Regions from separate parts of the Homo sapiens genome. Here all the other regions are linked to region 3. A link is a loop called in an ENCODE intact Hi-C map of the cell type or tissue named here. Cell type or tissue: IMR-90. All regions are shown on one strand. Region 1 overlaps LOC107984894 (a long non-coding RNA gene). Region 2 has its middle 50 kb from the start of CDH5. Region 3 holds the start of CDH11 (cadherin 11).

What was found. Hi-C counts contacts between places; a loop is a spot of excess contacts. Peaks named below come from ENCODE experiments on the same cell type or tissue, not always from the same donor. Only the 100,000 strongest peaks of a DNase experiment are listed, where the experiment ranks them.
Region 1: it touches region 3 in a loop (3-fold over the local background); 3 of 110 quality-filtered maps call a loop at or near these places.
Region 2: it touches region 3 in a loop (10-fold over the local background); 3 of 110 quality-filtered maps call a loop at or near these places.

The regions. Positions count from the first base shown.
Region 1 is chr16:64,734,868-64,742,867 of GRCh38, forward strand. LOC107984894 (a long non-coding RNA gene) reads right to left here. Exons shown (of 3, transcript XR_001752238.2): 2 at 6,409-6,542; 3 at 1,111-2,359. It also overlaps the pseudogene PPIAP48. Among named protein-coding and RNA genes, the nearest start is that of CDH11, 380 kb to the right of the region's middle. In IMR-90, no CTCF peak of the experiment used is centred here; a DNase peak (open chromatin) is centred at 3,914; H3K27ac peaks cover 243 bases.
Region 2 is chr16:66,312,261-66,320,260 of GRCh38, forward strand. No RefSeq gene overlaps it. Among named protein-coding and RNA genes, the nearest start is that of CDH5, 50 kb to the right of the region's middle. In IMR-90, a CTCF peak has its summit at 3,162 (motif pointing left); a DNase peak (open chromatin) is centred at 3,141; H3K27me3 peaks cover 1,712 bases.
Region 3 is chr16:65,114,215-65,122,214 of GRCh38, forward strand. CDH11 (cadherin 11) reads right to left here and starts at 7,849. Exons shown (of 13, transcript NM_001797.4): 1 at 7,666-7,849. In IMR-90, CTCF peaks have their summits at 3,955 (motif pointing left) and 7,834; DNase peaks (open chromatin) are centred at 3,937 and 5,807; H3K4me3 peaks cover 2,639 bases; H3K27ac peaks cover 3,318 bases.

The sequences.
Region 1 (8,000 bases), 380 kb before region 3:
TGAGTTTGTTCAGTGACTTCAGCCATATTTTTCTGTTTTTTTTTTCCTGTAGATCTCAGAGCCCAGAGTCCCCTCTTCATGCAAGTGCGCACACACACACACACCCCCACAATTTTGGACTATCATTGAGATAGATCTGCACACCACTTTTACTCCTTTTAGCTCTGACTTATTTCAGGCCTGAAAGTAAATATAGTTCCCTTCCCTTGGTATCTGTTAGAACAGCAGTTTCCAAAGTGTGTTCAGAGCATGATAGGTTCCGTGGTAGGCAGATAATAACATTATAGGTAAATGGTTGCTAAAGAGAGGGATAAATGGGAAATAATCTGCAAAAGAGCTGCATGTCTAAATTGTTGAGAAGCACTGAATATTATGCCTTTCTCTTGAATTTTTATGATTTATTTTGATAATGCATATTACATAGTAAGGGCTCTGAAAAGTATTTGTTCATTTCTTCAATGTATATCTATTGAGTGTCTACCATGTTTAAGGCACTGTTTTTAAGCACAGGGAATAGTTATTTATGAAATATTTCTCACTCTCATGAAGCTTGCATTTTAGTTAGAGGAAACAAAATAAATGAATGAAGATAAGTAAAGCAGGCAAGGAACTAAAGCATTGAGAAGCATGCTATTTCATAAGGGCATTCGGAGAAACAATCTTTGAAAAAAGGATATTTTGAGCAAAGCCTAAATGAAGAGAGGGTGCAGGACACATGGATATATAGAAGAGCAATGCAACAGTCCTGAAAGGGGAGTATGGTTCAGACATTTCAAAATGATCACAGGCTGTGTGACTAGAGCTACCTAGGAAGAGAGGTGGGAGATGAGACCAGTGCGTTAGTAAGGGGCCAGGTCATCTATTTTAGAAGCCAGGGTGAGGACATCAGAATTAATTATGTGCAAGAGAGCAAGTGGTTGGAAGGTTCTGAAAAGGAGAGTTACATAATCTGGCTAACGTTCTAGAAGGATCGCTCAATGAGGCTTACACATTGTGAGGCCAGGCGAGAGTGTAAGCAAGTCACCAGCTAGGAAGTGACCCCAAGGGTCCAGACACCACAAGACTGGGGACTGGGATAGCTTTGTAACAAATAGAGGATGTCTGGAAAAGTGAAGAGATTATAAAAGTATGTCATTCTCCAGTCAGACATTTTTTTAATTTTATCTAATCCCGAGGCTCTTGGATTTCTTTGCTCATTGCCTTCTCTCCAATTGGCTCTCCCCTCCATTATTTTTCAGAGTTAACAGTTTAAATTTAAATTAGTGTTTTAGCTTTTTACTAGTAAATATCATGCAGTTAATCCTTATGTCTAATATATTTCTATTTCAGATTATCCTTCTGTGTGTCCTGTTTGTATGCAAGCATCCATAGGAGTGGTCACATAAATCAACCACTCATAGTTTTAAGTGGGTTTGTTTATTTCTTTTTTGTATGTGAAAATCTGTCAGTGTGTTCACTTCCCAATAGGGATTTAAGGCCTCAGGGTCAGGGACGACACTACCCTTCTGTCTTCTGTCCAGTGTAAGCCTCAGTGTGTGTTCAACTTTCAGATACCTGAATATGTTTGTCACTTCCTTTATGAAGACCTTCTTGAACACACATGAAGTCGAAGATGCTCCATTCTGGGTCCCTTCAGAAAGGCCTCAGTGTATCTCTGTTCTGGCACCAACACTCTCCATCACTATGCCATGAATGTGGGTACAAACCTCTCCTGCTGCACCATAGGCTTCTGGAAGCAGGGATTGTTCATAGCTATCATTGTGTCAGCAAAATCTCTCACCATGAATGACACCAAGCAGTTATGAACAAATGCCTGATGAGTGGCTGGAAAGTTTTCATTCTTTACTGGTTTAAGAAATATTAATTTATTGGTTTGTTTGTTTAAAATATTTGTTGGCACTTTGCAGATGCCACTTCCACTGATGTCACCACTGCCACCTTGTTCTTTAACTTTGTAGTCAACGGTGAGCACTTGGGCCATGTCTCCTTCCAGCTGTTTGCAAAGTTCCAAAGACAACAGAAAATGTTCATTTTGTGAGCACTGGAGAGAAAGGATTTGGCTATAAGTGTTCCTGTTTTCACAGAATTATTCCAGGGTTTATATGCCAGAGTGGTGACTTCACATGTCATGATGACACTGGCACAAGTCCAACTACTGGGAGAAGTCTGATGATGATAACTCCATCCTGAAGCATACAAGACCTGGCACCTTGTCCATGGCAAATACTGGACGCTACACAAATGGTTTCCAGTTTTTCATCTGCACTGCCAAAACTGTGTGGTTGGGTGGCAAGAGTGCAGTCTTTGGCAAGACAAAAGAGGGCTTGAATATCTTGGAAGCCATGGCGCACTTTGCTTTCTGGAATGGCAAAACCAGAAAGAAGACCACGATTGACAACTGTGGACAACTCCAATAAATTTAACTTATGTTTTGTTTTAACTACCAGACTAATTTTTTTATAGGCAAGAGAACATTCCTCCACTCCATTTGCTCAAAATATCCTATAATCTTTGTGTTCTTGCTGAAGTTCTTTTGGTTCCACATTTTCCTTAGTCTGCTCCACCTCTAGCAGATTGCAGAGTTAAGTTTATGATTATGAAATAAAAACTATATAACAACAAAAGTAATATTTACTGAATGCTTACTAATCCAAGGAAAATGATGCTAAATACACACACACACACACACAGATGCACGCACACTCTTACATTCTTAGATTTATATAGGAAGATATAAATTAGATATAGATATATATAAATATAGATATAGATACAAATGGCTATGGTTTGGATATGATTCGTTTGACCCCATTAAGCCTCATGTGGAAATTTGATCCCTGATATTGGAGATGGGGACTAGTATGAGGTGTTTGGATCATGAGGGTAGGTTTCTCATGGATGGGTTGGTGTCATTCTCCTAAGTGTGAGTCAGTTGTCACTCTTAGTTTTAATAACACGTTGTTGAAAAGACCCTGGCACCTCCTATGCTTTCTGTCCTGCTTCCTTCCTCTTACCATATGATGCCTGCTCCCCTTCTCCTTCCACCATTAGTAGAACTTTGAGTGCAGCCCTCCCTAGGTGCAGACACTAGCACCATGCAATTTGTACAGGCTGCAGAACCATGAGCCAAATAAAATCTCTTTTTTTATAAACTATTCAGCCTCAAGTATTCTTTTATAGCAACACAAACAAACTAAGGCACAGATACATACATACATACATATATATATACATATATATATATATATATATATATATATATATATATATGTTCATCTGTTGGAAGAGATGGTTAAGTCTATAGAGTTTTACAATGTATGATAGAAACCATTATCTGATTGATCATGACGCCATGCTTTTCATTTAATTCCTTCAAGCAAATATAGTTCTGCCAATTACCTTATTTTTTCTCATGGCTTTTTTCCCCACAGACACTGCTGTATTTAGAAGTTTCTATTTTACTTCATTAAAAACTACAAAACCAATCTATGTCATATACCAAAATATTTGAAATAACTCTATATATTTATTGAAAAATAAAGGAGGGGAATGATTGTCATGAGAGCAGAGCTCAGACATGTCTTCATCAGCCTGGGAAAGAAAATGATGGAGGAGGAGGTGTAGACTGTTCTGGCAGGAAGTGAGGACAGCAATTGCTGTAGCAACTCAGAGGCATTTCTGAAGCACACCCCAAGCATCCGAGCTCAGCAGATCCAGGGGGCTATGGCAGGCAGAAGCATGTTCCTGTGCTAGGGGGCCTCCTATTCTTTCAAAATAAAGAGACAATTTCTTTCTTGGGAGGGTGAGGAAAACAATAAATGTATGTGAAAAATAAAGTATTGCTTAAGCATAGAATGTTTTTGGAGAACAATGATTCATTCAATGGGAATTTTTTCAAAAGTGAGCAGGAGGAAAATCTAGAAGGCAAGGAATGTTGTGGGTATTCAGATAGCAAGTAGTTCAGAATAATTGGTCCTCAAGTGCTACTGAGGATGGTAATAAATAAATGGAAGGGGTGGACCAGAGTTTGGACACTGTCCAATGAGTGCAGTGGGTAGAAATTGGTGGAGCTTAAATATCTGTTTGGGCTTGGCACAAGGCTGTAATCTCAGCACTTTGGGAGGCTGAGGCAGGAGGATTCCTTGACACCAGGAGTTGGAAGCTACAGTGAGCTATGATTGGGCCACTGCACTTCAGTCTGGGTGAGGGTAAAATCTTGTCTCAAAAAAAAAAAAATCCCATTTAGTGAAATGGTTGAGTTTGATTTATCTAGGATTGTCTCCCCAGTTTTTCCTACAGATGCTGTTGACTCTGATACCAACATTTTTCTCAACCAGTGCAGAGAAAAGTATCAGAAGATAAATATATTGAAAAACAGATCAGGGCATTCATCAGAGAACACTGAGACCCATGTGATTAGAGAACATAAGATATGTCTCATAAAGATAATACACACAAAGGGCTTGATGAATCGGTACCATGATGTCTTTCAGTTGGTAGATGGGAATGAACTGAATTAAATGCTGGGAAATGTTATTTGTGCTTCCAAATTTCTTGCACTTGCTTTATCTGAAGTTCTTGTGTCATTGTGAGGAAAAAATTAATACTGATGCAAGTGACAAAAAGGGCAGCTAAAATTTGTAAGAGAGTAAATCATAATTATCTTTATCATAATTATCATCGACATTCCTGTGCTCAAACAATTAAACATATCTCACATATTTTCTCTTCAGACCTAAAAGTCAATACAACAATAGCAGTGAGCCTATGCATTTAAGGAATACATTAAATATAATAAAATGATGTGTATGCAAGTTAATATCTAACAGTGATAGCTAAGCTGCTTCTGTCTTATAAGCAATATCTTTTGTGAATGGTGTTTTCAGGTTATAGTTCTCTCTCTTTTTAAAAGAAGTCCTGTAAAGAAAATCTCTGTTTCTTTTCTGTGGCCAATAATTTTGGAGGACACTGTATGTTCTATTGTTTGTATCCACCTGAAACATTCATTAAATAATTGAGGAATGGGAAAAATGCTTATCTCCATATTAACTGACATGGTTTCTCTTTCTATAGGCTATGCATTAATCAAAAATTGACTGCTGCTTTTGGCCTTAATATCGAGAATGCCAAGAGATAGATTTACTGCTAAAGTCACAATATTAATTTTCGAGGATATTTTTTCCTTCCATTTCAATGCTATTTTTCTTTATGCCTACTATTTTATCATATGCCACTTCAAATCAGCCTTGGAAATGGATGGAATATAAATGAATATATTAGCAAGCAACAGCATAAATAAATGGGAGATGAGAGAGAGTAATATGGAAATTGTAAGATCCAAAAGGGTAATTCTTCCTGTGTAAATTATAATCAGCAAATATAACTGGTGCCTCAGAAGTAATGCATTGTCCTAAAACAATGATTTGAAAATAGAAGCAGAAATTTTTGACAACTATTAAGAGGTGAGGGAAAGGGGAATGCATCAATAATGTATGTGAAGAAACCCTAGAAATTGTTAAGATGCCATAATTTACTAATATCACTATGTCAAAAAAAATAGCTGGTAATGCTGCATTTTGACCAAGTGGGAAACAGACAATGCTCAACATGGTTAAATGCAGTGAAAATTGATGCAACCATTTTGTAAGGCAATTTAGCAATATCTGTCAACATTTCACACACGTATATTTTTGACCCAGCAACTTTTTGAATGTGCACAATACATTCACTTACCCAGCGGTACAAAGGTATTCATACAAAGATGTTTGTTAGTAATAGCAAAATTCTAAAAAATGTTTTAAGTATCCATCAATAGTGGGTCAAATAAATGATGGCATTATATATAGCAGAATTTTATGCAACCAATAAAAAGAATGAAGCAGATCTTTTTGTGTAAGGATGGGAATTTTTTAAAGTATTTAACTTAAAATGTTGGAGAATATATATTTACTTACTAATATATTTGTTTATAAAAAACCATCATTTTTAGTCAGACGTGTAGACTATGATGATAAAGAAGAAATAGGTCGATCAAATAGACACATAGATAGATTGGCTTATATACACAAGATACTCTTAATAGTCATGCTTCTAGGGAATGAAACTGGTGAAAAGATTCATAGAGTGACTTTTATTGTTTAATTCATTTCCATTCTGAAGTGTTTAATTTTTTTCCACAAATATATATAATTATTATGATAATTGTAATGAAAACTAGCTTTAGAAAAGAGCTTATGGAAAGCAAATAACTGTAAATCACCAAGGGGAACTACACTGTATAATATCTTCAGCAAAGTCCGTGATAGAGAGTGCGCATTCATTATGAAATTAACCAACATATAGATGTATATGTCTAGTATTGCTATGGCAAAATATAGGAGGAAAGTATGCTTACTGTGGTCCACATACCAGGCTTAGTATCATAAGGTAGAAAACATTTTCAAAGACTGACTCCATTTCTGTTTTTCAGAGTAAATGCCGTTTTGTCAATGAAAGAGGGATGCTTGCGATGATGTGAAGGATGTCTGAGAAGAGGTGTATTTCTGAAGGAAAGAAAGAACACAGCATACTCCTTGGATAAATCTCATTTTCTTCCTTGTTAAGCCTTTTTTTCCCATTGCATTCTCTACAAACCCCTGGCCCACTCTTTCCTCCTCTTTCTACTTCCTTCCTTTCTCACCTGTACCCCAAACTATATTTGTAAACTCTTGCAGTGTTACTTTTGCACAGGGCTTGAAATATTTAACACCTTTGTTTTTAATACATGAGAAAAATAAGATCTATAGGAAAGGAAACAACTTAACCAGTTTGAACAGGTAATTGATAGACTACAGTCCTCTCTCAAATGTTTACTAATGACACATATGCATGGAGATGGGAATGTATACATACACACACACACATACACACACACACAAACACACGTATTGACTGGTTGAAACATGACAGTTCTCCAGTACCTGGGAATTAAAGGAGGGTGCATTAGCCATCCCTACCTTTACCTCAATATCCATTTTAGGAAGGATTAGAAATTAATTTACATGATTGAACATACCAAGGGCTTTGAAAGCAGAAAAATATGAAATTCAGATTTTTCACTTCTTCATCCTGGAGGTTCAGTTTTCCCAACACTAAAATGAGGATAGTAACACCAAACATGGGAATTGTTGAAGTGATCAGTGAAATAGATGCTGTATTATAGGCCTAGCTCAGTTTATGCTCTTATCTTAAGATTCTCTCTCTGGAAACCAAACCACCCCTGGAATGGGCTCTGGTGGTCCTTACATGAACATAAGGCATGCATAACCCCTTTGATATTGTGAGTGTTTCTCTGCATATGAGCATTCTTTTCTTCAGGGAAAAGTTCCTAACTTTTATTAGATTCTCAAAGTTGTCTGTATTTCCTATTATTTTAAGAAAACTGACTTAAATAGAAGGTGTAATTGCGAATGTTAACAATAATAATTACAAACACCATAACATTACTAATATTTCACTACAAACAAATAATAATAGTATTATTATTAATATTCAATTATCTGAACATGAGCCAAAATTGGTGGATGAATCACATTTAAATCATCGGGTGCTTTGCTTTCACCAGGTAAAAAGTTCCAATTTCTTCTTATTACATTAAATCTTAAGAACCTATTTCACTCTTATCCACAAAAAGGAACTCATTTCCCCTAGAAAGGCAGGCTAATGAGGTCTGCTTAATTTATAGCTGGGTCCATTTATGTGGTGGTTTCATTAACAAAGACATCTATTTAATTCAATAGATTCCTACACGTGGTACACATAGAAGACACTACTACCCCCATTCACTCCCCATCCATTCATTACCCTAATGCTTCTGACACACACAAACAAACCTTGTTTTACAAATTGCTTAGAGATTTGATTATTGCATCATGCATTTTGTTGTAACAAGAAAGGTGATTTAAAATCATTAGTCCTAAAATTTAGTCCTGTGTGTGCTTTGAAGTCAAGGGGAACAATTT
Region 2 (8,000 bases), 1.2 Mb after region 3:
TTTTTTTTTTTTTTTTGAGATGGAGTCTCGCTCTGTCACCCAGGCTGGAGTGCAGTCGCGCAATCTCCACTCACCGCAAGCTCCGCCTCCCAGGTTCACGCCATTCTCCTGCCTCAGCCTCCTGAGTAGCTGGGACTACAGGCGCCCATCACCACACCCGGCTAATTTTTTTTTTTTTTTTGTATTTTTAATAGAGACGGGGTTTCACCGTGTTAGCCAGGATGGTCTCAATCTCCTGACCTCATGATCCGCCCGCCTCAGCCTCCCAAAGTGCTGGGATTACAGGTGTGAGCCCCCACGCCTGGCCCAAACTCCCTTTATTTTTTAACTTAAATACATTTATTTAAATGAGACAAGTGTATCACTATGGAATGTGTAAAAATAGTATCTATTGTCAAAAGTAAGCCGGAAAGAAAACAGGGAGCACAAGTTGCCAGTGAACACTGTCGCCTGCCAAAGGCGCGCCCTGGTCCTGCTCACTCTGCTCTGCATTCAAAAGGGAGTAAGAGCCAGAGGGTTCCCTGGCACCGAACCCCTCCTTCACAGATTGGCTGGGCACGGTGGCTCACACCTGTCATCCCAAAACCGTGGGAGGCTGAGGCAAGCGGATCACCTGAAGCCAGGAGTTTGGGACCAGGCTGACCAACATGGGGAAACCCCGTCTCTACTAAAAATACAAAAAAAAAATTAGCCGGGTGTGGTGGTGAGCGCCTGTAATCCCAGCTACTCTGGAGGCTGACGCAGGAGAATTGCTTGAACCTGGGAGGCAGAGGCTGCAGTGAACCGAGATCACGCCATTGCACTCCAGACTAGGCAACAAGAGCAAAACTCTATCTCAAAAAAAAAAAAAAAAAGACAGGATTGATGGAGATGCCAGAGGGATCTCTTTCTCACCTGTGACCCAGCACTGTAAGCACCGTGCCTAGACTCCTAATAGCATCCCCCAGGACTCATCCACCTACAGTGCCATTTGGCCACCAGTGGAAAATGTTTCTCCATCCTGTCCTGGAATTCCAGGGTTCAACGCCATGTGTCTACTGCCCAGGCCCTATGGCCAAGTGCTCGATAGTCAGGCTCTCCCTCAAAGTGACCCCAAGGCCCAAGACCACAACCAGTGTCCACGCACACACCCGAATATCATACCCTGAGTCCCCACACATCTGAATGGCACCACCGTCTGCAAAGGGGCCCACACGGGAAAGAAGGAAGCTGTTTCTACCTCTCCCTTCATCCCAGCATCTGCTGATATTCCCTGAAAAAGTGCCAGGCTGTGAGCCAGTTAGGCAGGAATCAGGCATCTCCACCATCCCTGCTCTGATGGAGTTCTCAGTTCAATGACAAATAATGGCAGTGCACCCCAGACAGCTCTAACTGGGCTACAACAAAGGTCTGGAAGACAGACAAGGAAATTGTTGCTTAACTTGCAGGGAAAGGGATTGGAGAGGTTCACAAAGGAGGTGACGCTTACCTAGAGGTTAAGAAAGCCTCTCTCCCAAGGCAGGAGGATCACTTGAAGCCAGGAGTTCAAGACCAGTCTGGGCAACATGATGAGACCCCATCTCTACAAAAAATTAAAAAATAAGCCAGGCATGGTGGCTTTCGCCTGGAGTCCCAGCTACTCAGGAGGCTGAGATGGGAGGATCGCTTGAGCCAAGAAGTTCCAGGCTGCAGTGAGCCGTGATTGTGCCACCGTACTCCAGCCTAGGTGACAGAGAAAGATCCTGTCTCTGAATAAAAAAGAAAAGAAAAGAAAGCCTCTCTCTTCCATCCCCTGGTGACTGTTGATACAGGGCTGTGGATCACTTAGGGATGCCTGGCCCCATTTTGCAAATGAGGAAATAGAGAGCCAGCAGGTTTCAGTAACACAGCGTCACACTGGCCCTCCAGATGAAGCTGAGGTTGAAAGTCAGTTGCCAAATCTGTTTTCTTTCCCAATATTCCACTGTTTCTCAAATGGGCACTCAGCAAATGTTCAATGACTTGAATCAAATTCCTACATCTCCAAACTGGGTGAAAAGCACTTGAATGCAGGAGTCATTTCTTGTACTTCTTTCTCCCCCATCAGCCTCCAGTTCCCCCAGTGCCATGCCCACAGCACTGAGTGTACAGCTCCCTGCAGATCAGAGTTGTTTAATAAAATGAAGGTGTGAGAAGTGTTAAGAGCAGGGTAAAGAACAGGAAGAAGAGGAGGATGCCACAGAATATAGCCCTCGGCTGCCTTCTTGCTGGAGAGACAATGACCAGGACCTGGGGCAGGGGTCACAGGTGGGCATGGGAACCCCTCTAGAAGGTTTCCTGGAAACGGTCATTTTAAAGATAGTTGTGGGCCGGGCACAGTGGCTCACAACTGTAATCCCAGCACTTTGGGAAGCCAAGGTGGGCGGATCACATGAGGCCAGGAGTTTAAGACCAGCCTGGCCAACATGGCGAAACCGTGTCTCTACCAAAAATACAACAACTAGCTGGGTGTGGTGGCGCATGCCTATAATCCCAGCTACTTGGAAGGCTGAAGCATGAGAATCGCTTGAACCCAGGAGGCGGAGGTTGCAGTGAGCCAAGGTTGCACCACTTCACTCCAGACTGGGCAATAGAGTGAGACTCTGTCTCAAATTTAGAAAAATAATAATAACACTAAAGTCGGTTGTGTGTCTTCTGACTGTGGCCAGATAAAGTGGTTCACCCCTGTAATCCCACCACTTTGGGACGCTGAGGCTGGAGGATTGCTTGAACAAAGGAGTTTGAAACCAGCCTGGGCAACATGGTGAGACCCTCATCTCCACAAAAATATTAAAAAATTATCTGGGCATGGTGGTGCGTGCCTATAGTCCCAGCTCCTCAGGAGGCTGAGGTGGGAGTATCGCTTGAGCCCAAGAGTTTAAGGCTGCAACAAGCTATGATTTCACCACTGCACTCCAGCCAGAGTGACAAAGTGAGAGCCCCGTCTCAAAAAAAGAAAAAAATAATAACTGTGCTTTAAGAACTAGATTGGGCTTCTTCAATACTATCCACCTCTACCAGGCCAGTAGCCAGCCACTGGGTTCCCGTTTCAGCACCTCTTTCAGAATCTGGGAGGGAAAAGTCATTGATGCAGAACAATCCCCTTGGGTTTCACGCTGTGGGAGAGAAGCCTTTGCCGAGAACCTTGGTTCCCCCTAGTGGCCATCAGAGGCAGTAGCACCCAGCCAGTATGGAGTCATTTCTTGAAAGCAGGAAGAGAGGCCTCTGGCCAGAGAAGGAGAAAGGTCAAGTCCAGCCAGCCAGGACCTCCGGGCACTGCTCCTGGACCAGTCCCCAGCCTGAGACAGCCCACGGCAGTCAGTGACAGAGGGAGGGTCTGTGCAGACACCCATGGAAAATTCATTAACTCAGAATCTGAATGTTTATGAATGACCTTTTCCCCCAAAGAACTTTCATAACCAATGCTTTCGATATGATCTGGAAGTTGGAAATTAACAACACTACTATTGACACAAAGTGGGCTTTAAAAGTGCTTCTTACAAGATTTTTCTCCATATTCCTGTATCTAAACAATTGATAGTTTTTAATAGCCATCATTGAACCAATAGCAGCCACTTATTAAGGCATTTAGCAGCGTTTGCCATCTCCTTTTGCCATGGAGGTAAGAGGGAAAGTTGTCTGGTTTTTAGAAACAGTGTTTGTTTTGTTTTGTTTTGTTTTGTTTTTTGAGACAGTCTCACTGTGTCTCCAGGCTGGAGTGCAGTGGCGCAATTTCAGCTCACTGCAACCTCTGCCTCCCAGGTTCAAGCCATTCTTCTGCCTCAGCCTCCCCAGTAGCTGGGATTACAGGCACACTCCACCATGCCCAGCTAATTTTTCTATTTTTAGTAGAGACGGGGTTTCACTATGTTCGCCAGGATGGTCTCGATCTCTTGACCTCGTGGTCCACCCACCTTGGCCTCCCAAAATGCTGGGATTACAGACATAAGCCACCACGCCCGACCTAGAAACTGTTTTTGAGGGCAATTTTGGTACTGCTATTCAAGGGCCTGAGCCTCCCTTGAATTTCCCCCAACTCCCTGCAGGCTGGGCAGGAAATATAGTCAGGACCTTGCCCCATCCTCTCTGTCCGAGCCAGGCCCACTCCTTCCTGGTTGAGGAGCTCCCAGGCAGCCCAGTGAGCCCTGGGCTCAGTGAATTGTGCCAGACTTGGGGCAGGGAACATCTCCATGGCAGTGGTGCAGAGTGAACCACCCACAAAACAGCTCCTTGAGGAGAAATTGCCTTTGGAGTTTCAGCTCCTTAACTGCCTGTGCACGGCCCAGAAAACCTGCCAGAGGGTGATCTTCATTGAACTAGAGCAGCAGCAGGAAGGCCTTTGCTGAAGAGGCACAAATAACCCTCGCCAAGGCCCTTCTCAGGACCCTGCTGCTGCTGCTGCTGCTGCTGCAGATTGAGGGAGGAGGCGCCCAGGCACTGGTGATGGGTTTTCGGAAAACAGCTCCCACATCTGTGCCTTACACTAACTGGGGGCCCAACAGCTGGGCTGCTTCCAGAGGCAGGGCCAGGCCAGCAGTAGCAATAAGAAGCTTTAGAGGTGATTCGGTAGACGGCCCAGAATCCTGAATACATGGGGCATGATTGCATGCCAAGCGCTTTCTTTACATGCATTGTGGCATTTAAGCCCCCCAAAACTCCAGTGACAGAGGCTTTTAGGAACCCTATGTGAGAGACGAGGAGACTGTGGCATGGAGACATTAAGGAATTTATTCAAAGAGCGAAGTTGCAGAGGCAGAAGCAAACCCATGTCTATGTGACCACACACGACTCCCAGGTGCCAAACAGGCAGTGTCCACTCTTCTACCTCCAACCTCACCAGCCTTGCCCCTGGTTCATCCCAAAGCCGCTCACCACAGCCAATGCACAACCACATCTGTTCCCATCAGACATGGGTCCCACTTGTTGCCATCCGAAGGGCACAATGTCTCTCTCCATGAAGCTCACCAGTTTGCCCCGTGCAGATGGTGATTGTGATCGTGACTATGACTGTGTTCTTACTCATGGCCGGTGATCTCTCAGCAGCTGCCCTGGGTGAGGGAGGAGATGCAGACAGAACCTCTTTGCCGTACCCTCTGCCTGCCTTGGGTAAGGACTGGACCAGCTACTACTGGAAAAGCACCCCATAGGCCTCATCCTAAAGAAACCCACCCTCATCCACCCTCTTAACAACTGCCACAGGTGGGTTCTGAGCACTTAATACCTTGCCCTCCCCATCCTCAAGTCCTCCAAAAGCTCCTCTTGCTTTCAGGATAAAACCCAAGTTTCTGACCTCACGTAGCAGGTGTCTTATGATCTCACCTTCTCAGCCTCTCCAAGCTCACCTCCGCCCTGCACCCTTCCACCCACTAGTCATGCCAGTCAATGTGCCCTTCCCTGCGACATTGTCCACTGTCACCACTCCAGACATTTACACGCAGGCTTTCCTCTCTTTACAATGCACTTCCTTTCCATGAAGCTGTCTGCTGGGAAAAAGCTATTCAGCTTGCAAACTCTGGCTCAGGGGTTTTTCCCCTGAGAAGGCTTCCGTGGGGTCCCCTCCCCACTAACCTCCAGGCACAGAAAAGGGTTCTCTTCTCCTGGCCGCTCTCCTCAACACCTAGTGCATCCATCTCTGTACTTCGCTCTCACCTCTGTATTTTCAACATTGGTGTACATGCGTTTCCCCTGGTCTGTGAGCTCCTGGAGAGCAGGGCAGTGCTTGAGCAAGTGCTATATTCTGGGACCCTAATCTGGCCTGGACAGTGATTGACACTAAAAGAATTGTGTTGATTGAGTGAGCAGGAAGAGGGCGTTGCAGTGGTCCAAGAAGGGAAGATGTGGGGAGGGTCTGGATGAAGTCAGTGGCACTGGAGGTGGCAACAGAGAGCTGCCCATTTGAATTGTTTCCATGAGGTGGGCATTCTAAGGAGTGTGGTGCCAGAGGCCCATGATAAGCTGGATGCTCAAGGATGAGTGACACGTGGGTGGGTGGACGGATGGAGAGGAGAGGACATCCACTCCACTTAGAGACAGTGATCTGGGGAGACCTTGGCAGCAGAAGGAAGGACAAAGAACATGAGCCCCTTCTGAGGTCCAGCTGTATTCTTGGCATCGTGCAGGCCAGTTACAGTCTCCAATTTCATACACCCAGGAATCATCGATAACCAAAAGTCAGGGGGCAGCAGTCAACTTCTGCTCAGCACTGACACCTTTAAGAAAAATCCATAAACAATCCGCAGACTGGGGAGAAAATTTTCATATCTAGAATATATAAAGAACCCCTACAAATCAATAATAAAAAGACAACCAACCCAATATTTTCAGTGGGAAAAAGATTGGAACAGACACATCACAAAAGAAAATATGTGAATGACCTAGAATTATGTGAAAAATAAGCTCAAAATCATTAGTCATCACAGAAATGCACAATAAAAGCAAAATGAGATACTACTACTCATACCCCAGAGTGGCTAAAATAAAAAAGACTAGCACCAAAGCTTGGCAAGGATGTGGAGCAATTAGAACTCTCCGTATTACTAGTGGGAGTGTAAAATGGTGCACCACTTCAGAAAATGTTTGGCAATTATAAAGTTAAACATACAGCCACCTGCAACCCAACAATTCCACCCCAATTATCAACCCAAGAGAAATGAAGACATTTGCCCACACAGAGCCTTGTACATGAGTGTTTGGAGAAGCTTATTCATTAGAGCCCAACAAGGCAAACAACCCAAGAGTCCATCAGTAAGTGAAGGGGAAACAAAGTGTGCTGTCCATCTATGCAATGAAAAATTAATCAGCAATGAAAGTAATGAACTACTGATACATGCGACAATATGGATGAACCTCAAAAACATTGTTCAGAGTGAAAGAAACAGTATTTATTGTTATATACATAATTCCAATATATAATACCATTTATACAAAATTGAAGAACAGAGCTTACAGGCTGGGCGCAGTGAGATTTACATCTGTAATCTCAGCACTTTGGGAGGCTGAGGCTGGAGGATCACTTGAGCTCAGGAGTTCGAGACCAGCCTGGGCAATATGGTGAGACCCTGTCTCTACAAAAAGTAGTTAGGCATGGTGGCACATACCTGTAGTCCCAGCTACTCAGGAGGCTGAGCACAAGGGATCACTTGAGCCCAGGAGGTTGAGGCTGCAGTGAGCCATGTTCATGCCACTGCACTCCAGCCTGAGCAACAGAGCAAGACCCTGTCTCAAAAAAAAAAAAAAAAAAAAAAAAAAACCACAGGTTTACATATTGGTGGTGGAAATCAGAACAACAGGTGCCTCCACTCCAAGTGTGCAGTAGGAAGTGACTGAGAAGAGCCACGAGGAATTATGGAGGTTCTCTGTATCTTGCTCGGAGGGGTGGTTACACGGGGGGACGCATTTGTCAACAGTCATTGAACTGAACACCTAAGATCTGTGTATCTTGCTATATTTTAATTATCCCTCAATAAAAATTTTTTTAAAAGACCATACAGTCAGACCATCTGGGTTCAAATGCTAGCTACCTCTTACCAGTTTTGTGACCCAGATCATCTCTGAGACTCTATATCCTTGTCTATAAAATGCGAATACTAATGGTTCTTACCTGGCTGCACCACACCTATTAAGTGAGATAGTTAATGTGTGGTAAGAGCAGCTCAGCAGCCTGAGACTTGGCAAAGCATGAAATAAATGTTGATCGAGTAAAATTAGCTTCCCCATGGTCCTGCCATGGAGCAAGTGGAGTGAAGCATAGGCGAGGATGGCCCCAAGGACATGGCGCAGAGGGCAGAGCTGAACCAGGAAGCTGTGACGCCAGCCCGCTCACTGCCCTGAGGGTGAAGTGAGGCCAGAATCCTCGGGAAAAACTGGTGCTGGGAGCCCTGTGTGCCTCCATGGCCCCAGACATAAATAGGGGTTGACATTGTCATTTATGAACAAGTCATGATTTCTGAGCTGCTGGGGGCTGCAAGAAGGAGATGGACGGTTGCTGCCCAGTGATTTGCTGT
Region 3 (8,000 bases):
CCTACTGATAAGGGAGTTGGATCAGAGGATCTCAGAAGCTCCCATTACAAGTAAAATTTGAGATTTTGTAGGAGCTGAGGATTGAGCAGTCACACCAGCTCTTCTGTGTCCTTCTCCAGAGAGTGAAGGAGGCCCAGGCTTGAGACACGCACCAAAAACAGTGGAAAACTGAGGATTTAGAGTCAGAGCAGGTTTGGGAAGCCAGCTTTCCTTCTCCCCAGACTCATGAGCTTAGATAAGTGTCTTAAATTCCCTCTGAGAGTCATTTTCCTATTTGTAAATAGAGATGAAAGTACCTTCCTCTCGGGGGGTTGTACAGACTAGATGAGGTACCGAGTAGAGCGTCCGGCACACAGTAGGATCTCAAAAAGTTGTCTCTCTCTCCTTCCTTTTCCCCGGCAAACACAGACAGATATTCCCTTTCATTGCAAGGTGCAGGCAGGAGGGAACGCCAGCCTGGAGCAAGAACAGATGACACCGGCGAGCCGCAGATGGGAAACTGCAGGACAACCTGGAAGGTCCAGGAGCCTTGGAAAGCCCAGCCTGGCTGTGATTTTGGGTGAGAAACAGTTGGAAACCATTCAGGGCTTAAGAGAGGGTGAGGACTCCGTTATTTTTAGCATGATGCCAAATCACTGTGCTTTTGCCTGGGCCTGCAAAAGACAGAAACCCACAAGGCAGGTCCAGGACTTTTTCAGCCACAGTCTATTTATGAGTTAAAACTGTCACTGCTCAAACCCCTTACAATCCCAAACTACATTTACCTGAAAAACAAACAGGAACAGTCTTGAAATGGAGACGATTTATCAAGAGACTAATTATCTTTTGAGCTAGTCTGGAATAGTAATGAGCCCCTTTTAAACGAAAGCAAACCTGTGATGAATATCTCAATATGGCATGCTTAGCAAACTTTCCCAGTAAGGTATTACTGCAGGGTAACTTACCACAGCAACCCATACGCAGAACGAACAGAGGGAAAAAATGCAAAGGTAGGAAGGAGGCAGGCAGTGTTCAAAAGCAGTAATTATCTCTCAAATCTCAAATCCCAACTGCCTCTTGAATATTTTAAGTGGAAGAGGGATGGATCACTTAAATTTACGAAATCATTCAAAAAAGGCAGGCACTAATAAACAATTCATTGCTAATTGGGAGAGGCCTCAATCTAAAACAAATGTTCAATGCAAGATTTCTGGCCTTATAATGGATAAGAAAGAACTGCTACCTGTTCTCATTAGTCCATAAAACTGAATCCCAAGTCTATTTCAGACAGGGCAAGCAACCCCAGCACACACTGAAGGCTCATCGTGAGCTAGGCCTTGCACTAAATTCTCATTTTATCTTTACAAGAATCCTAGGATATAGATATTATTATTAGGTCTATCATTACCAAGAAGACACCTGAGTCTTGGGGAGCTTATATAGCTTATTCTTGGTCACATACTTTGTAAGTAATGGAGGCAAAACTCCTCACTCACAAAATATAAGGCTACACCAAAAAAAAAAAAAACAAAAAAACAAAACCTCAGTAATCAAAATAAGTAATACTTTAATGCATTATTTTAAAAATCAAGATTAGTTGGCCAGGTACAGTGGCTCACATCTGTAATCCCAGCACTTTGGGAGGCCAAGGCAGGAAGATTGCTTGAGGCCAGGAGTTTGAGACCAGCCATGAGCTGCGATCACAACACTGCACTCCAGAGTGAGACTCTGTCTCTAAAAAAGTAAATAAATAATGAAGATTAGTGGGGAAAAAATCTATGATGAGCAAAAGACAAAATTTTCAATCAAGACAGAATCCAGCCGTGCACTTACAGGCCTTGGACTTACTCTCTTCACCCTCATCCTGGCCCCGCTGCTGGGCACTATTGCTTCCAAGAATGAATAACTGGTCCAAGCCTCTAGCATGATGAAAACTGAACTTTCCAGAATGAGTTTATGGGTAAAACATTGCCAGCAATCCGAGGCAGGGTAGGTGTGAAGCAATTTGAGCTGCTATGCCTATCCTTGCTTCCTCCACCCTTGCTCTTATTGAGAAGAATAAAGATGCATCGATAGCAGGGACTCTACCCTAAATTCTCACTGTTTGCTCTCACTGATGGAGCCTAATGGAGGCTGAAATGAGATCTCTACGTGTCTTAAACTAAGACCAGGGAGGAGCCTCCCCTACCACACTGGTTGCCATGCGAGGTGATCATCATAGTAAGGACAAAGCCGGGCTCCAGGCCATTTTCTTCAAGAGAGCTGAATGTGGAGAGCTAACTTTAATTTGTGAAAATCATTCCAGTGCAGAGGACCATGTCAGGAGGATTTCTGGCAAATAAGGGGTGTGGAGTTTAGGAAGTGAAAGCTTTTTTTCACCTGCAGCAACCAGGAAATTTTGAGAATAAACCCCTGCTCATTCACAAATATTGTTTGAGGGACACTTGGTGCCAGAAAACACAGAATAAGACCTTGGCTACTGTCTACTGCAGTCTTTAAAGCTGTTTAAAGCTGTTTATATCAACTTCCTAGATTCAGCTCTTCAATTGGCTTAATAAGGATAGAGAGAGAGAGAGAGAGGTACGAAGATCAGAAATTGGCCTCCATAAGAAATAGCATCATTAGTCTCTCTCATACTTTTGAGTTTCTTCCTCCTTTCCCTCTCTTCTCTCTCACATTCCTCTCACTTAATATCCCGATGTACCAGATTTTCTGATTGAGCAGAAACCTCGACCATACAGACTGTGAGAGAAATGCTTTGTCTCAATAAGAATCCCTGAACTCTGCAACCGTCTCATGACTAATTAAACCAAATAACAATGAAATTTTGCCTCCAGTTCAAACAATGTGCATTATTCACAAGAGCTTAGAATTTAAAATTGCCCCTTTTAAAGTTAAATAAACTGTCCAATGGTAAGTGAACGTCAGTTTACAAAACACTTTGTCTTACTTTCCACTGAGTTACTTAATACTCCCTCCCATAATCCATTTGCATTGATTCCTTCTTCATCAACTGTCTACGCATTCCAACACAGCTCAGAGCTGCAAAGAACTTCATTGCTGAATCACCAGGGAGGCAACTGTACTCACTTAAGACAAAAAACACAAATAAGTAGCCACTTAAAACAGTACTTATTTCTTTAATGGAGTTTTCCTCTTAATTATAATATAGCATTAGTTTCTTTTTGCATTCTCCTCCTGAACTTTCATGACACTATCAAACAGGAGCAAATATAAATTTGTGTAGCCTGGAATATGCAATTTAATCATAAGCCATAATTTCCATATCGCTGAGAAGAAAAAAAATCAAATGATTATACTCCAGTGCACGAGGAACAATCTTGAATTAAATTTTACTCTCTGCTAAAGTTAGGTTTTTCACAACAATATCAAGAATGGTTTAAAAGAAACAGTAAAACATTTACTGCTATATTAAAATTCCATGCCCCAAAGTGTTTACCGAAGATCAAACTGCTATTCCTTTTTGCAAATTAGAAGTGTCTTGCAGACATCTTCAAAACCTCATGAAAGAACGGGCAATGGTGTCACGGTAGTCTCACTGATATTTTTCTTCTTTATCCATTCCCTTCCACTTGGAGTCAGAAATGATGCTCTTTTTGCCAGAAAAAAATCCAGAAAATCCTCCCAGATCACTGTCTCAGTGAGAGCTGACCTTGTTTATCCTGCAGCCCAGCCCCCACCCCGGCTGCTGCTCAATGTCAAGTTACAGGATTTCCCAACTTTCTAGTAAACTCCAAGGTGGGAAGAAGATGCTGAAGGTAACAGGATCCACCCACTAGAGAGATGCTAATCCTGACCAACTGCTCGAGCAGTAGCTTGAACCACAGCTAGATTGAATTCGGTCTCTCCTGAGAGGGCCAGACAAGGCTTGTAAGTAACAAAACCGCTTTTCATGATGCCCTCAAAAGCAGATGGGCTCCATGCAGACAGTTGGAGAAGGGTGCCATTGCCCTCTAGTGGCCAGAAGTGCAATCTTCCGCGAAGGAGTCCATTTCCAGAGTTGTACAAGGCTCTCAATGTCAGGGTAAAATTATAGCAGAAAGATGTCTAATTATGCTCCTCGAGTGTTTTCTTTAGTCCTTCCTGCTCATAGGGGAGGCTGCGGATGGCTATCACAGGAATCCTGATGGAACAGCTCATTTTTAACTCCTACCAGTGCACCAGGATGTGTCCAATTTTCTCCAACTTTATTTTTCTTTTTCTTTAGCAGACCTGTTGATGTTTTTCCCCCTAATCAATTAAATCACAAATTTATATAGACCAACTACTTTTATATATTTCAGAGGCAATAACTTTAAATTAAAAAGGCTGAAAACTCACAATTCTTGGTAAGTGCAGAATAGGGATTCTTGACAAATTAGGTAACTTTTTATGAAACAGCAGCCAATTCCATAAGGGAGAAAATCATCCCAAACACATTTCAATCCCTTAAATCATTGGCTAGTGAATTTATACAGTGCTCAAATTTTCTAGGAAAAAAAAACTTGAAAGTTCATAGTCATTCTTCAAATTTGACAATTCAAGAAAAAAAGTTTGATACCTACTTTCAAACTCTATATATTCCACTGTTTTATTATTATTGAATGAGTAAGTATGCCTGTCATCAAAGTGAAAACATCAATATTGAAAGTAAATTCCAATGAAATTGTTATGTTTCTCCAACATCTACCTACATACATGTATTGAGAATGAAGGAAGACTAAAATCAGATTTGAAGATCTTGTTTAGATGGTTCTGAAAACAGATTTGAATATAAGAGATCAAAGTTTACCAACTTCATAAGTTACCACTTCATAAGTCACAGGCATTCACAGGCAAGGTTCCAGGACATGCTATGCTCCTGGGAGCGCAGTACTGGCATTGTAAATCAGACCACGAGGTCAATGTCATGGCGTTTCCCATATGAGGGTCCCCAAACCAGAATCTTTACAAAGCAGCCATGTAATTCTATTCAAAGGAGAAGAAAAACCATGAATTATGAAGACAAGTGCATTAAAAGAGCATGAAATTGATCCGTATTCCCCCAAATCATGGCGTGGCTCTCCAAGTCTGTCCCCTGCCCCCTCCTCCCACAAATAAACAATCAAACATGCACATCCACAGCCACCACTCTACAGAGGGAACATGAGTTCTAAGACATAAAAAAAATTGCGCCATAACTATTTTTTTTAAATTTTCAAATTAACAAAAGATTGCATCTTAATTGAAAATAGAATTTAGGTTTCTAGTAATTTTACTGTCTGGTGTTCTGATAAGAATGCTGAACGTAATGAAAGTTCTGAAGTGCTATCAAGATGGTCCACTGCTTCAGTTAGAACTATTTTAAAAGCTTATTTTCCTAGGCAGCAATAAGCAGCCATTTGAATAAATCTACATGTCTGGGGCTCGCCAGATTATCCAGTCTCAATCCTTCCAAGGCCTGCCTTCATTCCCCCTTTCCCAGGGGTGAGGAGGGTGGTTTATTCTTTCAAACAATGTCATAAAATGCCCAGTTTATGCAGACTCTGAAGTAACAACTAAAATGATAGTAATAATTTTTATTAATAATAGTGCATGCCTGCAAGACATTTTAATGTCTTAATTTACAATGTTTCAAAAGTAAGATGTAAAGATAATCCTTACTCAAGCAAAGTTTCCTGGCCTTTCAGATGCCTTTCCCTGGTCTCTACTGAAAAGCACTCACATTCCTTTTGTACTAGGCTGGATTTCAGTTTTTCACAGAGGTTCGAATTCCAGAGCCCACTGGCCAACTCTAAAACTTGGAATCAGAGATTACATTTAAGGAACTTCAGTAGCTGGAGCCTCAGAGTGCTTCTCGTATTGGCCACAACTCTGTCCCTTTGTTTTGTAACTTTTTTTCCTTTGTCCTATTGGAAGAAGACCAGGCTCCCTGCAGCTAGGGTTGGGCAGTTAATATTTCTGTTCTGGTGTCTGCACCTACGTATTTGTAGGAAAAACAATTCCAGGATTAACGAAAAGAAGGTCAGTCCCTTCTCTTCTCTGCCAACATATTAGGCTCTAGCGCTCAGAGCCCAGCCTGGCAAATGTGCTCATGCGATGCTACAGGATCCTCGCTCCTGAGAACACATCTGCATCCCCATCCCCAGGAAATCCAGACACCCCGCAAAACCATCGACGTCTGCTGCAAGCCCAAGTGATGAGGAAATTGATCCGTCCTCTAGCCAGATTAATTATGGTAGCCTCCCTGTGATTAAAACGAAAACTTACTGCCTCATATTAAACCGATAGCCATGATTAGAAGAAGAAAATAAGAAAAGATTTCAGAGCGATCGTAGCACGATTTCTTTAGGGGGAGACGAAGGGGGAAGACTTTAGTGAAATCTATACCCTCATACAGCCGGGTTTCAAGAACAACCCCCCACTCCCATCCCTTAGGGATAACCCGTCGTCAGGCAGGGATGGTATTAAATAATTAAAAGATGCGATTTCTTAATAGCAGTGTGATGGCCCATGAAATTCCTACTGCATTATCAGCAAAAGCAACAGGGCTTCTTCTAGCACCTAGAAAACCTTTCACCCGGGAGAGGCAGGCGCGGCGAGCCCCGGGCGAAAGCAGGGCCTCGGCAAAAAAACGGACAAGGAAGCCGGACCCGCAAGCCTCCCCCGACCCCACTTTCTCTGGGGACTCCGCTTCACAGCGTGAGGCGGGCCCTCCTACAGTTCCTCTGGGTTGGGGAGGGGGGAGAAGGGAGCTCTCCTCGCCGTCCTCCCCATCTGGCCAGCTTCTCAGTGCTTCCCACCTCCCGGCTCGCGTTCCGGGGCAGAGCGCAGGGAGGGAGGCCGTGCGTGCCGGGAGCTAGAGAGGCTTGGCGCGCTCCGAGAAGCGGCGCAGGTTTCGGGAAGGTGTGGTTCTCAAAGTTAACGTTGACCCTGGCAGCTTTCGCCAATCCCAAGCCAGAGGCGAGCCCGAGTCTGGGCCGCTCATGGACCTACTCCTGCGCTGGTGGGAGCTTACAAACGGGCGCCAGAGCTCCCGCAGAGACTCGGGCTGGAGGGCTGTAGCGCACCGCAGCCTGCTGCCCCAGAACCACAGTCGGCGGCCCCAAACCCACGCTATTAAAGTGCGGGCAATCTCCTTCCGGAGCTGGGGTCTTTCCGTTTTCCCGGGCTTACCCGGCAGTCTCGACTGCAGGGACTAAGCCCCGGGGAGCTTTCGGCAGGGATCCGGGAGGATGGAGTAAGAACCCCGCAGAGCGCGGTCATGTCGCCGCTTTGGGGAAGCGGCGCAGGGCTGGCGGGCACCGCGCCGTGGGCGACTTTCCCCAGAGATATGACCGGGGACAGTCGGCGTGTCCGGAGGTCTGCTCTGCAGTCTCTTGCCCCAGCCAGGTACAAACCCCCTCTGCTGTGGCCTCGGCGCAGACCCCACAGGAGGCCGGAGCCAGGGAGAGTCGTGGAGCGCACATCTGAAGCCTCCGTCCCCTGCTTTGCCCGCGCCCACAGCTGGCTCCCTTCTCCCTTTCTGATTTTTAAACAAATCTCTCCCTCCCTTTTGCTTTGCGTTAGTGAAGCCTTCTCGACTCAGATACCACCGTCCCCCTCACCACCCCGCCCCGCCAAGACATTCTCTTCCTGAGAAAATCCTGCCCCCCATTCCAAGAAGCCCCAACCAGGCGAGAGGAAGGGACTGGCGGCGCACCTCACCTGGGGCCCTTGAGGGTGGACGCAACCTCCGAGCCGCCAGTCCCTGGCGCAGGGCAAGCGCTGCGGTGTCAGTCCCGGCCCCAGTCCCGGTCCCATTCACAAGTCAGCGGCGGCTGCGAGCGGCCCCCGCGGCATCTGCTCCTCGGCCCGCGACGCTCCCCTCAGCTGGCGGCGGCCGCGGAATGAGCCGCCGAGCGCGCTAGTGGCAGGAATGAGAAACCGGGGGGAGGTGGCGGGCGGGCAGGCGGGTGCGGGGCGGGGGGGGCGGGAGGAGGGAGGCTGCCGCTGTGAGGGAAGGAAAGGGCGGGGGCTGAGAGAAGCCGAGGCTGCGAGAG